Regions from separate parts of the Homo sapiens genome. Here region 1 is linked to region 2. A link is an interaction called in ENCODE POLR2A ChIA-PET data of the cell type or tissue named here. Cell type or tissue: GM12878. All regions are shown on one strand. Each heading gives the region's core, and the rest is flanking DNA. Links, peaks and the distances in the headings are about the cores only.

Region 1 (12,117 bases), core at 9,618-12,117, 130 kb after region 2:
GCTTTTAAATTTGATGATGCCTTGTTTGTCTATTTTTGTATTTGGTTGCTTTTTTTTTCTTGGTGTCATATCTAAGAAACCATTACCTAATCCAAGGACCCAAAGATTTACACCTGTCTTTTTCTAAGAGTTTCATAGTTTTAGCTCTTATATTTAGGTCTTTGATCCATTTTTAGTTAATTTTTTTATATGGTGTGAGGTAGGAATCCAACTTCATTCTTTTGCATGTGTATACTCAGTTGTCTCAGCACCATTTGTTGAAAAAACAACTTTTTCAACATTTAATTGTCTTGACCCTCTTGCAAAAATTGACCATAAGTGTGAGGGTTTATTTCTGGATTCCCAATTCTATTCCTTTGAACTTTATCTCTGTCCTTATGCCAGTACCATATTTTCCTAATTGCTGTAGTTTTGTGGTAAGTTTTGAAGTCAGAAAGTGTGAGTCCTCCAAATTTGTCTTTCTTTTTCTTTCCTTTTTTTTTTCTTTTTTGAGACAGAGTCTTGCTCTGTTGCCTAGGTTGGAGTGCAGTGGCATGATCTCGGCTCACTGCAACCTCGGCCTCCCAGGTTCAAACAATTATTCTGCCTCAGCCTCCCAAGTGGCTGGGATTACAGGCACTAGCCACCACACTCAGCTAATTTTTGTATTTTTAGTAGAGACAGGGTTTCTCCGTGTTGACCAGTCTGGTCTTGAACTCCTGACCTCAGGTGATCCACCCGTCTCAGCCTCCCAAAGTGCTGGGATTACGAGTGTGAGCCAACACGCCCGGCCATTGTCTCTCTTTTTCAAAATTGTTTTGGCTATCTGGATTCCTTACATTTCCAAGTTAATTTTAGGATTAGCTTTTCAATTTCTACAAAAAAAGCCAGCTGGGATTTTGATAGGGGTTACATAAAAGCTTTAGATCAGTTTGGGGAGTATTGCCATTTTAACGATATTAAGTCTTCTGATCATGAACATAGAATATGTTCTATTTATTCGTAAGTGCTTAATTCTTAATTCTTTTACCTGCTTTATTTCTTTTCTTTTTTTTTAATTTTTATTTTTGAGATAAGGTCTTGCTCTGTCACCCAGCCTGGAGTGCAGTGATGTGATCTCAGCTCACTGCAGCCTCAACCTCCCTGGGCTCAAATGAGGCCACCTTAGCCTCCTGAGCAGCTGGGACCACAGATGTGCACCACCATGCCTGGCTAATTTTTGTATTTTTTGTAGAGGCGGGGTTTCATCATGTTGACCAACTCCTGGGCTCAAATGATCTGCCCGCCTTGGCCTCCCGAAGTGCTGAGAATAATCCCAAGCATGGACCACCATGCCCATCCTACATGCTATCTTAAATGGAATTTTATTAATGTCCTTTTTGTTTGTTCATTGCCACTATATAGAAATACAGTTGATTGGCTGGGCGTGGTGGCTCACACCTGTAATCCCAGCACTTTGGGAGGCCCAGGCGGGTGGATCACCTGAGGTCAGGAGTTTGAGACCAGCCTAGCTAACGAGGAGAAACCCTGTCTCTACTAAAAATACAAAAATTAGCCAGGTGTGGTGGTGCGTGCCTGTAGTCCCAGCTACTCAGGAGGCTGAGGCAAGAGAATTGCTTGAACCCAGGAGCCAGAGGTTGCAGTGAGCTGAGATCGCGCCACTACACTCCAGCCTGGGAGGCAGAGTGAGACTCCGTCTCAAAAAAAAAAAAAAAGAAAAGAAAAAAGAAATACAGTTGATTTTTTTACATTGATCTTATATCCTGCAAAGTTGCTGAACTCTTTTATTAGTTTTAATAGTTTTTTAATAGATTCCTTAGGGTGTTCCATATACAGGATGTCATCTGCAAATAGAAATAGTTTTACTTCTTCCTTTCCAGTTTGAATGCTTTTTATTTCATTTTCTTGCTTAGTTGTCCTGGCTGGCATCACCTGTACAATGTTCAGTATAAGTGGTGAGAACAGACATCCTTATCTTATTCCTGATCTAAGGAACGTGGGGAAAGTGTTCAGTCTTTGACCATTTATTTTCTTTTTAATTTTTTTTTTTTTTTGAGACAAGAGTCTTGCTCTGCCACCCAGGCTGGAGTGGCACAGTCATGGCTCACTGCAGCCTCAACCTTCCAGGCTCAAGTGATCCTCCCACTTGAACCTCTTGAGTAGCTAGGACTACAGGCATGCACCACAATGCCCAGCCAATTTTTTAAAAATTATCTTTTGTAGAGATGGAATCTCTCTATATCATCTAGGCTAGTCTCAAAACTTCTGCCCTTAAGTGATCCTCTTGCCTCGGCCTCCCAAAAGGTTGGGATTACAGGCACGAGCCACCATGACTGGCCAGTCTTTAATCATTAAGTACAATGTTAGCTGTGGGTTTGTGTTGATGCTTTTTATTAGTTTGAGGAAGCTTCCTTCTATTCCTAGTTTGTTGAGAATTTTTATCACGAAAGGCTGTTGACTTTTGTTAAATGCTTCTTCTGTGTCTAGTGAGATGATCATGTGGTTTTTTTCCTTTATTCTATTGTTATGATATATTACATAAATTGAATCTTAGATGTCATTTATTTTTGCCTTTTAATTCAGCTTCCCATTTCCTCATTCGTTAGCATTCAAAGGACCCTAGTGGAACCCATTAAATCACATATGCAATAGATACAATGCAGAGCTTGGATGTTGATGGTGGTCCTTTGTGAAATATTCAATTTCCAGGACTTTGTATCTCATCAAAAGTCCTAGCGATGGCTATTTAGGATTTTTTGTTTGGTGGTTTTTTTTGTTTGTTTGTTTGTTTCTTTTTGAGACGGAGTCTTGCTCTGTCTCCAGGCTGTAGTGCAGTGATGCAATCTCAGCTCACTGCAACCTCCAACTCCCTGGTTCAAGTGATTCTCCTGCCTCAGCCTCCCAAGTAGCTGGGTCTACAGGGGTGTGCCAGCATGCCCAGCTAATTTTTGTATTTTTAGAGAGACGGGGGGTTTCACCATGTTGGCCAGGATGGTCTCAATCTCCTGACCTCATGATCCGCCCGCCTTGGCCTCCCAAAGTGCTGGGATTACAGGCGTGAGCCACCCGCCTTGGCCTCCCAAAGTGCTGAGATTACAGGCGTGAGCCACCACGCCCGGCCTGGCGTTGTTAAATGACGTGAATATAAAACAAATTTTTAGGTGTGCTTATCCAACTATATAAATTCATAGCAATATTTTGATAGTATGTATCAGGGGTCCCCAACCTTTTTGGCACTGGGGACTGGTTTCATGGAAGACAATTTTTCCATGGACCGGGGGTGGGGGGATGGTTTGGCGATGATTAAAGAGCATTAGATTTATTATGCACTTTATTTCTATTATGATTACATTGTAATATATAATGAAAAAATTATACAACTCACCATAATGTAGAATCAGTGGGAGGCTTGAGCTTGTTTTTCTGCAACTAGATGGTCCCATCTGGGAGTGACAGGAGTCAGTGACAGATCGTCAGGCATTAATTCTCATAAGGAGCACACAACCTAGATCCCTCACATACACAGTTCACAATAGGGTTTGTGCTCCTATAAGGATCTAATGCTGCCACTGATCTGACAGGAGCTGGAGCTCAGGTGGTAATGCAAGTGATGGGGACCAGCTGTAAATACAGATGAAGCTTCACTTGCTCATCTGCTGCTCACCTCCTGCCATGTGGCCCTTTCTTTAAAATTTCATAATTATCAGATCACTGAGGAAATAAAGGTTCCTGTGTGTGGCCCAGGGGTTGGGGACTCCTGATATATATGATACAGTTTCATATTACACGCACAATTTTTGGAGGTGGAAAATTTTAACTATATTATTTATACGCTTTTGGGGGATGACAAACCTTTTGTGCAGAATAAAATGTGTAGCCAGTGTTTCTGGCAGTTGTAATCATTATCAATGTATTTTGTCTTTGAAAATTTGTAGAACCACCCCCCCTCTGCAATTTCTTCCTTCAACATAACATGATTTGTTTCATATTATGTATTTCTATCATGTCCCTATTTTATAATATATGTTCACATTAATTGCAGTTCCCTTCTCTTGGAGACATTTGTCTTTCTCATGTGGGTTCCTTCACTTGGTTGTATTGTCATTTTCATTGATGATGCATCTGCTAATTAATATTTCTTTGAATGCCTGCCCTTTTGTTCTTGATTTTTGCAGTTCAGCTCTATTTTTTATTTCGGCTCTATTTATTGGTATTTCTTTCTAGCTTCTATTGGCCTGTGACCTTCTGTGACTTATTTATAATATTACATGTTTATGAAATTGACAGTCCAGGCCGGGCGCGGTGGCTCACGCCTGTAATCCCAGCAGTTGGGGAGGCCGAGGCAGGCTGATTGTCTGAGCTCAGGAGTTCGAAACCAGCCTGGGCAACATGATGAAAACCCATCTCTACTAAAATACGAAAAATTAGCCGGGCTTGGCGGCATGCGCCTGTAGTCCCAGCTACTCAGGAGGCTGAAGCAGGAGAATCACTTGAACTTGGGAGGTGAAGGTTGCAGTGAGCCAAGATGACGCCACTGCACTCCAACCTGGGCAACAGAGTGAGACTCCATCCCCCCCCTAAAAGAAAGAAAGAAATTTACAGTCCATTCTCTGCCATCAGTAATAATTAATATGTAAATGTTTACTTAAAATGATTTAGAAAATAGTTATTTCTTATGGCTAATATATGTCATAGTTTTCTAAATTCATAGCAAGGTCTTGGATTATTAGAACATGTTACCTACAGGTATATATAAAATTTTAGTTATTATTTATTCTGGTAACATATACAAAATATAAATTTTACCATCTTAACTATTATAAAGTATACAGTTCTGTGGCATTAAGCACATTCACATTGTGCCACAACTATAAAGTTTTTTTTTTTTTATTATACTTTAAGTTTTAGGGTACATGTGCACATTGTGCAGGTTAGTTACATATGTATACATGTGCCATTTCTTAATCCTTCTGATTTTCCTTTCTCCCTTAGTACATCTTTTCTGTTTTATCAACTTTCCTTTTCTTTTAGATGCTGAAGAGTTTCTGGCAGAAGGTTTGCGGAATGAGAACCTCAGCGCTGTTGCAAGGGATCACAGAGACCATATTCTACGGGGCTTTCAGCAAATCAAAGCCAGGTTTGTATAAACTGGTTCCATTAATCTTCTTCATAAGCTTTAAAACAATTTATAATCAGTAAAATAAAGTCACAAGGTAAGACATACCTATCATAGTTCTTTATACTTGGCAGAAACTTAATAAATATTTACTGAATTGAACTGGAGGCAGGCAAGCATAGTTAGTGTAGTTTACCAAAATAAAAATGTTTTGATAATTATGTATGTATCTTGAGGTAATTATTCTGCTTTTAGCTTTGGATTTTTATGTTAGCCTTTATTGACCACTTTTGCATTTAACTAAAAAAATGGTGAAAGCTAAACATTTATGCTTGTCCAAATTATTAACGAGAAAGTGTTAGGCAGTATGAGATAATGTTCATTATGATTTTTGGTACTGATTTTACTTCCACATCTCCTTACCTCATAGAAAACTTAAATGAGACTTATCAAGTTGATTCTTTGACTACATTGGGATGTTTTATTCCTGGACTGGGTTGAAATATTATGTCATTTTTTAAAAATAAGAGGCCCTGATGTAATTTGTGCATTTTAGAATGTGAGCATCTGAGAGATGCAAACACTTGCTTGGGGAAAAAATAAAAATTTTCCTTTATAATATATTTTCTGACCACCTATTGCTTGAAATGGGTAACTGAATGAGAACAAGGGATAAGTGAGTGTTCCTTTAGCCTTTTCAAACCTGGTGGCAATGTGATTCAGAATGTTTAAACTGAATATTCTTAGAAAAGGAAGAGCATCTGCAGGGTTATGGTTGGGATTTAATTTGCGTGGCTGACAGTTCTTAGTATCTGCTCTAAAAACCTCATTGAAACTCCATAGAAGCAGAGAATTTTATCCTTCGGAAGGGCACAGCCAGAATCTATTCCATTCAGGAATGTGAGAGAACCTCATGAGATGCCCTGCTGGATCTTAATCGATCTTTCCTGCTGGCTAATTAAGCATCACTTTTACTCAGCAACTGGGGACTGTGTAATTATCAGCCTGGGTTGCCCTGAATAATTGAAACAAACAGAATGCAAAAGATGGGAGTTTTTTGAAAAAGTGGGAATATCTATAATTTTTGGTAGGTTGAAAGAGTGTTTAAAACAAAGTTCTCCATAATGTTATTTTATTAATAGATAAGTTTAGGCTTAGTTACATACCTGGAGACTTAGTAACCTATAGTTTTTTTTAATTTCACAAGTTTGCCTTTGTATTTTATGATTACTCTAAGGGTGGCTTGCGGAATAAAGGTGGAATTATTTTAAATTGGGAGAGGAATGCCCTAAATATAATGGTGTATTTGGTGATTCTGTTGGTATAAATCTCTGATAAGGAATGCAAAAATACTTTTACTGCAGCTGTGGGTACAAATACACAATGAGGAGGAATTCTTTCCTGTATTTGTACCACAGCATTGAGAAAGGACTAAATTTCAATCTTAAGTTGGTAATAAAAGGCAAATTACGGTAACTCATTACTGTCAGCTGCATATTATTATACTTCTTAATCCTCTTTTAAAATACATACACACATGCACACACATGCATGAACACACACGCAAGCTGAATTTGTCATGGGATAGAGTCAGTTTCTTGTTCTCAAATTCTTGTTCTCAAAGAACTTTGTGTGTGGTTTGTGGGGTAGACATTCAGGAAATCATCAGCGGGAACTTTAGGAAATATCTGCATTGTTGATGGGAGCTTTCTGTTCATTGACTTGTTGCAAGAAAGATGACACTTTATTTAGAATTTCATAATTATCAGATCACTGAGGAAATGAGGAGCCAGAAATTAGATACTGTACAAGAAAATAGAAAAACGAGGCTTTCCTTTGGCAAGCTGTTTGAAATTGCCTTACATCCACCCATTCAATCATCATTCTGTTAATGTAACCCTTGTTTTCCTGAATCCTCTTCTTCAGCCATATCACCTCTATTGTGCCATTTATAGCTGCCACATTTACTTATGTTGTGTGGCAGTTATATGTCCCCCAAAAAGCTTGGCATAAAAAGAAATTTAGAAGTCATCAAACTTGAGAGTTAAACATGTATGGCAGGCTAAACGCAGTGGCTTACTCCTATAATCCCAGCACTTTGGGAGGCTGAGGCCAGAAGATCGCTTGAGGCCAGGAGTTTGAGACCAGCCTGGGCAACATAACAAAACTCTCTCTCTACAAAAAATAAAAAGTTAGCCAGGTGTGGTGGTATATGCCTGTGGTCCCAGCCATTTGGGAGGCTGAGGTAGGAGGATCACTTGAGCCTAGCAGGTTGAGGCTGCAGTGGGCCATGATCATTACATTGCACTTCAGCCTGGGCGACCAAGTGAGACTCTGTCTCAAAAAAAAAAGAGTAAAAAATAAACATACGGCAAATACATGAACCATACAGTAACACAAAAATAATTAAAATTAATGAAGATCATTTAAAAGGGTTTCTTTTTAGTCATTTTTTTGTTTGTTTGTTTTTCGCTTTTTTAGACAGAGTCTCACTCTGTGGCCCAGGCTGGAGTGCAGTGGCACAATCACAGCTTGCTGCAGCCTCGACCTCCTGGGCTCAAGCGATCCCCCGACCTCAGCCTCCTGAGTAGCTGCACATCACCATGCCTGGCTAATTTTTTACTTTTTGTAGAGACAGGGTGTCACTGTGTTGCCCAGGCTGGTCTGGAACTCTTGCACTCAAGCAGTTCTCCTGTCTTGGCTTCCCAAAATGCTGAGATTACAGGCCTGAGTCTCTGTGCCTGGCCTATTTTTAGTCAGATTAAAACAATAATATTTTAGGAGTTTGATAAATTTGGGGGGGGTGGTAACCTATCTAAAACTATAATTTAGCACTTCAAGTCTTATTTGGAAGGTAGATAAATCTCTAGCAAGATAATCTGGAAAAGCCACTACTAGATAAATGTAAATTATATATTTACACACACATATATATATATTTTACAACTTCCTAGTCTCTTTGTTGTTTCCTTGCTTCCTTTAATTCTTTCCTCAACGTGTATTGCTCTAGAAACAAAAGGGTGGAGAGAAATAAAAGTAGCACTGTCTGTGATTCTTGGTAAACTTTAGGGGCTTAGCTCTTATTTTTATGGCTGGCTTGGCATTCACTGGTATTTGCCATGGTTGTGGACTTGCTGTAAATGGAAGCATCTGACTCTATCACAGCTATTATAATGTGCTTTTTGCTATTTTTTGTTGTCTAGAGTGAATGACCACAGGAAAAGACAATTGTGTCAAGAATCCTGGGTGTTCTCCAAGTGCTCATGTTTTTCAGTACAAATCACTTTAGCTATTCTGTTTTTAGACTTAGAAACAAAAAATAGCTATCTTTTTTTAGACTTAGAAACAAAAAATAAAATCCTATCTATATTTACATACTCTTTTCTTTTTGTTTGAAAGTGTTACCAATGAAGGCTAATATTTTCCATGTAACACAAAATAAAAACGGATAGCAATTTCTGTGATTCCAAGGAAATGAAGCCCTATTGTGGTATTTGTTGTCCTAAGCTGTGATTTTCATTGCTTTTCTTAAAAACTAAACAGCTTTCACATTCCAAGTCTAAGTTTTCATTGAGCCCTTTGGAGAGTGGCTAGTATGAAAGCCAGGCAAAGGCACTTCCTGCTTTATTACGATGGTCACTGCAGGATTAGCACCAGATGTGAGACACCTGGAATGAAGCAGTTGTGATCTGTGCTCAGACACTTGATGGCATTCTAACGCATTGGGAGAAACAGTAGAGCATTTTTTAAATGTTTGATTCAGTGGAGGCCATCTGACTGCAAGAATACGTTGAGAGTGGGGGAGGGGTAAAGAAAAAAAAAATATATATATATATATTTTTTTTGAGACCGAGTCTCTGTTGCCCAGGCTAGAGTGCAGTGGTGCGATCTTGGTTCATTGCAACCTCCACCTCCCAGGTTCTGGCGATTCTTGTGCCTCAGCCTCCCAAGTAGCTGGGATTACAGGCATGAGCCACCACACCTGGCTAAAGGTTTTTGTATTTTTGGTAGAGATGGGGTTTTACCATGTTGGCCAGGCTGGTCTCTCCTGACCTCAGGTGATCCACTCACCTTGGCCTCCCAAAGTGCTAGGATTACAGGAGTGAGCTACCACGCCCAGCCAAAAATAGAATATTTTTATTATTGAGATATGGCTTAATTTCTCTCTCAATGGCCCTTCTTGGATAAGTAGTCATTTATGCTCCCTGTTGGAAGTGAAGGACAGAGCCAATGGAAGCAAACTTGGAGTATTGTTTCCTTCTGTGAAACTTAGTAATGCTGAAGGAGTTCCAAAAAGAGACCAGTAGATTTATATCATATTGAGATGGAAAGAAATAAAGAAATACATTTTGTGTAACAGGGTTATGGCACAAAACTCAGGACATTTAAACTACAGGCTGAAAGAATATCTTGAACGTGTCTCATTTGTGGGTGGCTAACCTATAGCTCTGTGTGAAACATGATATACTAGTAAAATCTCATAAAAATAATTCTGACTTTCTTTGGGAATTTCATGTTTTCTTTTCAGCTTAACGTGGATTTAGCTTTAAAACAAGATTTAGCTTAAGAATGTATAATTCTGATATTTTTGTATTATAGGAAGAAAGACAAGGAGTTAGCCTGATAAAACTCTTGGGAGCAAGAGTTTTGAAGTAGTATACTGTAAATATAATTACCATTAATTATATAGAGAGTTTTACTTTTCTTAAATGTTAATTATTGAGCTTAAAAATCCCCAAAACAAAACACATTCAAATGAAGTATGCTTATCAAAAGAACTAATGTATAATGTGCTATTAATACATTTATGTTATTCACAAGTTTCAAGATTTACTCATAACATCTTTTTCTGTTTTTTAATTTTGCTACTTGTACTGGAGCTTCAGTGCCAATGCAGAAAAAAAAAAAAAAAAAAAGGAAGAGGTAGTTGAATGATCCGTCTAAGTTTAAATAGCTCTGAAAAGGCTCAAAAGTCATAGCAATAATTTGACCACATCTGGAAGGTTAATAACTCATTTCTTCCTTTTTCAGTCTTATCCCTCCCTCCCATCCTTAAAGGAAGAAAAAACAAACCCACAACAACTTCAACATTATTACTCAACTCATCAGTTATATCAGTCAAATTTTTGCTTAGTTCTCTGTTATTCAGTGGATGAATGTTGAGATTTCACAACTGAGTTAAAGAGTTTTGTGAATCTACTTCTCTAGGAATGAGAGGTTGTATTTATTGCTGTTTTAATCTGGAATGCCCTACAGGTGAGAAAGATAGAATATTACTTACTGTTGATCTCTTGGCTTAACTTTTAAGACCTGGTAAGGAAGATCATCTTATGTGTTTTTTATGGCAAGTCTCTGTCCTTTCAAAATAGCTTTGAAATGTATAACTCTCCTTATAATTTTATCATAATGATTATTTTGTTTATTCTTTCATATGTGAGGCTATCTGGAAGTAGAACAATTTTTCTTAAATAACATTTTTTAATGTAATAATGACCATAGTCCTTGGTGGTTCAGAATAAACCATACCTTTTATATTTTCATTTTATATCTTTAAGATTTTAGATTGAAGTTCAGAAAAATGTTTTTGATGTTGTTGTTGTTGTTGTTAGTTAGTTAGTTTTTTGTTTTTTTGAGACAGAGTCTCATTCTGTCACCCAGACTGGAGTGCAGTGGCATGATCTTGGCTCACTGCAACCTCCGCAAATTCAAGCAATTCTTGTGCCTCAGCCACCCGAGTAGCTGGGACTACAGGCGTGCACCACCATACCTGGCTAATTTTTGTATTTTTAGTGAAGACGGGGTTTCACCATGTTGGCCAGGCTGATCTTGAACTCCTGGCCTCAAGCAGTCCACCCACCTTGGCCTCCCAAAGTGCTGGGATTACAGGCGTGAGCCACCGCACCTAGGACAATGTATTTTTAAGAGAGTTTTTAGATCACTTGCAAAACTAGATCATGTATAATTCTTCCCAGTACTGAGCTCCTCAATCAAGAGTGAAAAGGAGTTTGGGATTGTGAGCTAGAACACAGGCAGGTAACTGAACTTGCACCCTTACAGTCTGACTAACCCATTAGAATAATAAGCTGAGCCGTACTCTTTAACTGTATAGTTAGGTCACTGAAATTTGCTTTACTCCTGATAGAATTTTAGCCATCGTTATCACTTGGGCACATTCCTATTAGCTACTCAATATGGATTTGTCTTGGTTTCAGAAAATCCTGTGTCCTTTTTTTTTAATACGTGAAGCCTCACTGTCTGTAGATGGACTTAATTCATACATTGTGTGAAAAGATCATCTGTATGAAATTACTGCCTTCATTTTTATCACCATTTGCTTTGGCTTTGATTTTAAGTCTCATTTGATCTGGAGCTAGCCTTTTGTCCCAGAGCTATGCTATTTTCTCTGTTTAAGGAAAGCCAATGAAAAAGGCCTCTCTGTATTTATCTGTTTGTGGATTCCAGGAACCTGTGGCTTGGGACCTTACTGATGATGGTTTTCTCTAATTTGCATGTTTTCTCTTGTTTCTGATATGGACCCAGCCTGTATCCACTTTCTGTGTTACAGGGAAACTGGAACAGAGGGGAGGGAAATGCAAGAGCACTGGGCCAAGTGTCAGGAGCCAAGCCCTTTGTTCTGATGTTACTTCTGTAACACTGAGTCACTTGAAGATTCCCCTAATGATAATCTTATGTTTTCTTTTTAGGTTGCTTACCCAAAATGTTGTTTGGAATTATTTTTTTAAATAAATGTTCCAAAAATGCACACATTACCAACCAAACCTTAAAACTTCTATTTGATTTCTTTTATGGTACCCCCATGACTTTTTAAAAAATTTGGAATGTGATGCAGGAAATTTCATTTCTTGGGATTTTATTTTATTTCATGATTCTGTTGAAAATGAGTTGAGCATAAAGTGGGTTTTTATAATCACACCATGTGAATCATTTCTTCTTTGGATTCTGGATCTTCTCTCCTAGTGTGTAGCCTCCTCTAGTCTCCCTGAAGTACAGTGCTAGCAGGG
Region 2 (3,369 bases), core at 45-2,544:
AATCCCCACACTTGAGTAGGGCAGGAGAGACGCTGGACTAGAAAGAGTCTGAGCAAAGCAGGAAGGCGTCCCTGGAGGATAGGTGGGCTGGGATGGGGCAAGGCCTGAATCCAGCATGGGGTCTCCATTCAGAACACTCAAATCCAGTAATCTGGATGTTGGAAATGGGAATTACAAAAAATGACTTTGAAAGACTCTGAGTGCTTGCAGGTTCCCACCCACAGTTCGCACGTTTTACACCCATTGAAAACCCATTGAAATCCACACCTGGACACATTGCTGCAGACTTGCTGGCCTCCCTTACACATTTGCAGACCTATCTGTAAGCAAGCATTGTTGCCAGGCATGGTGGCTGATGCTTGTAATCCCAGTACTTTGGGAGGCCGATGTGGGTGGATCACCTGAAGTCAGGAGTTCGAGACCAACCTGGCCAACATGGCGAAACCCTGTCTCTACTAAAAATACAAAAATTAGCTGGGTGTGGTGGTGCACACCTGTAATCCTAGCTACTTGGGAGGCTGAGGCAGGGAGAATTGCTTGAACCTGGGAGGCGGAGGTTGCCATGAGCTGAGATCACACCACTGCACCCCAGCCTGGGCAACAGAGCAAGACTCCATCTCAAAATCAAACAAACAAGCAAACAAATGAAAACACAAGCATTGTTCCTTGTGTTCTCAGTCAGAAAACAAACTGACCTTGTACACAGTTTTGCAGACCTGGTTTCTGCATAACCAGAGAAAGCTGGCGAGGGAGACAAGTATTGTTAATTATGAGAAAACAGTCTCTTTCTCTTCCACCCTCTGGAGTTTCTATTTGAGCCTCAACCTCAACCTCGACCTCCTGGGCTCAAGCTAATCCTCCTGCCTCAGCCTCCCAAGTTGCTGGGACTACAGGCATGCACCACCACACCCGAGTAATTTTTTTCTACTTTTTGTGGATATGGGCTCTCACTATGTTGCTTAGGCTGGTCTTGAACTCCTGGGCTCAAGTGATCCTCCTGCCTTGGCCTCCCAAAGCATTGGGATTACAGGCATGAGCCACATCTGACCTCTTTATTTTTTTCAAAATCAAAGGAATATGGGAGACTGGAAAAAAATTCAATGCAGATTTTGCTTTATTCTTTTTCTTCCTCTAGTCCTCTTGTACACAAATCTCCAGACAAAAACAATGCCTTAGGTTTCCATTTAATTTAATAGATACCATAAACCTCTTTTTCAGTATTACCTCTGCATTGGGCAGGCGCTGAGTTGCTCTCAAAGTCGGATTCCTCCCTTAGTAAACAAGAAAATACCCACTTCCCTCTTTTTATCCTTCCCAGAACCTTTAAGTTTAATTCTCAGTTTTGTTTTTGGTGACGAGTGTAAATGTTTGCCCAGTCCCTGAGAAATAACTCAGATTCTTCTCTTGGGTCATGTGGAAACCTAGAGGAGCCCTCTTCCATCCTCTCCTTTCAATTGAGGCAGGCTTTAAATCTCAGCTGGAGGCTGGTTGCAGTGGCTCACACCTGTAAACCCAACACTTTTGGAAGCCAAGGTGGGAGGACCCCTTGAACCCAGGAGCTCAAGACCAGCCTGAGCAACATAGGGAGACTGTCTCTATAAAAAAATGAACAAAATTAGCCAGGCATGGTAGTGCATACCTGTAGCTACTCAGGAGGCTGATGTGGAAGATCGCTTGAGCCCAGGAGGCAGTCTGCAGTGAGCCAAGATAGCGCCACTGCACTCCAGCCTGGGCAACAGAGTGAGACCCTGTCTCAAAAAACAAGAAGACTGAGATGGTGGGTTTTTGGTTTTTTGTTTGTTTTCTTTTTTTTTTTTTTTTTTGAGACGGAGTCTCGCTCTGTCACTCAGGCTGGAGTGCAGTGGTACAATCTCAGCTCACTGCAACCTCCACCTCCTGGATTCAAGCAATTCTCCCTGCCTCAGCCTCCCAAGTAGCTGAGATTACAGGCACCCGCCACCATGCCTGGCTAATTTTTGTATTTCTTAGTAGAGACGGGGTTTCTTCATGTTGGCCAGGCTGGTCTCGAACTCCTGACCTCAAGTGATCTGCCTTCCTCAGCCTCCCAAAGTGCTGGGATTATAAGCATGAGCCACTGTGCCTGGCAGAGATCACTATTTATAAGGAAGACTCCCATAATGTTAGGCTGCTGTAAATGATAGAATGGTTCTTTATATGGAATGGGAGTTTGCCTTCTTGGCACTTACACCCATTGATTCTACTTCTTTGTTGCCCTCTGGAGCCAACACAATAACTCTTAACTCCTTTTCCCTACGCTACCTCTCCAAATATTTGAAGACAGCTGTCCTGTGTGCCCATAGGTCTTTCCCTCTGTTGAGCAATATACATTCTCAATTTCTTCATTTGTTCCTCCTGAGACCTGATTTCCAGATCTTTCCTCACTCTGTTCTTCCTTCCTTAGTTAATATATTCTATAAAATGAGGTATCCAGAACTGAATAGAAAATATTGTATAATCAGATAAATTCTAATACAGTGAGAATACTATATCCCTTGAGCTAGCACTGTGTTTCTATTGACATAAGCAGGATAGCCGGGGCAGGGAAGGACTATGGGGCAGGCTGGGAGTGAGAAATGAGAGGAATTCTCTTTCTCTTGCAAATTGTGTCCATCTACTTGAGCTCTGGGGCTGCATCAGTCACTGATACCTTAATCCATACAAATCTCCAAGCTCAGAAAGGGAGCTGCCACATCAGCAGCCATTTGTGGCAAGCAAACATTTGCCGAGTAGAATCTGTAATTTATGAGAAGGGAAAGGAGCATTAGTGCAGAGAAACAATGTGGACAGGTGAGAAGGAGAGGCCCTGTTATCTCAAGGGAAGGAAGTGCAGATGACCTAGGCTAGGGAAGCTAACTATTTCCACTCCTCTTTTCCATTGCTGTTCAGGTAATTCCTTCATTCCTCCCTCCCTCCCTTCCTCCCTCCTTCTCTCTCTTCCTCCCTCCCTCCTTTCCTCCCTCCTTCTCTCTCTTCCTCCCTCCCTCCTTTCCTCCCTCCTTCTCTCTCTTCCTCCCTCCCTTCCTTCTTTCCTTCCTTCCTTCCTCCCTCCCTTTTCCTTCCTTCCTTCCTTCCTTTTTCCTTCCTTCTTCCTCTCTTTCTTTCTTTCCTCTCTCTCTCTTTTCTTTTCTTTTCTTTTTTAGAAACAGGGTCTAGCTCTGTTGCCCGTGCTGGGGTATAGTGATGCCATCATAGCTCACTGCAGCCTCAAACTCCTGGGCTCAAGAGATCTCAAGGGATCCTCACAAGTTAGCCTCCCAAGTAGCTGGGACTACAGGTGTGTGTCACCACGCTTGACGAATTTATTTCATTTTTTTTAGAGACAGAGCCTCACTAAGTTGCCCAGGCTGG

What was found. Peaks named below come from ENCODE experiments on the same cell type or tissue, not always from the same donor. Only the 100,000 strongest peaks of a DNase experiment are listed, where the experiment ranks them.
Region 1: POLR2A ChIA-PET joins it to region 2 with 10 read pairs; 5 of 35 experiments call an interaction of 5 or more read pairs at or near these places.

Annotation. Positions count from the first base shown.
Region 1 is chr17:48,389,679-48,401,795 of GRCh38, reverse strand. It overlaps SKAP1 (src kinase associated phosphoprotein 1), which reads left to right. Exons shown (of 13, transcript NM_003726.4): 2 at 5,011-5,116. Among named protein-coding and RNA genes, the nearest start is that of SKAP1, 34 kb to the left of the region's middle. In GM12878, for the core only: no CTCF peak of the experiment used is centred there; no DNase peak of the experiment used is centred there.
Region 2 is chr17:48,515,649-48,519,017 of GRCh38, reverse strand. No RefSeq gene overlaps it. Among named protein-coding and RNA genes, the nearest start is that of HOXB1, 14 kb to the left of the region's middle. RefSeq lists an enhancer at 1,980-2,490. In GM12878, for the core only: no CTCF peak of the experiment used is centred there; a DNase peak (open chromatin) is centred at 1,321; H3K27ac peaks cover 550 bases.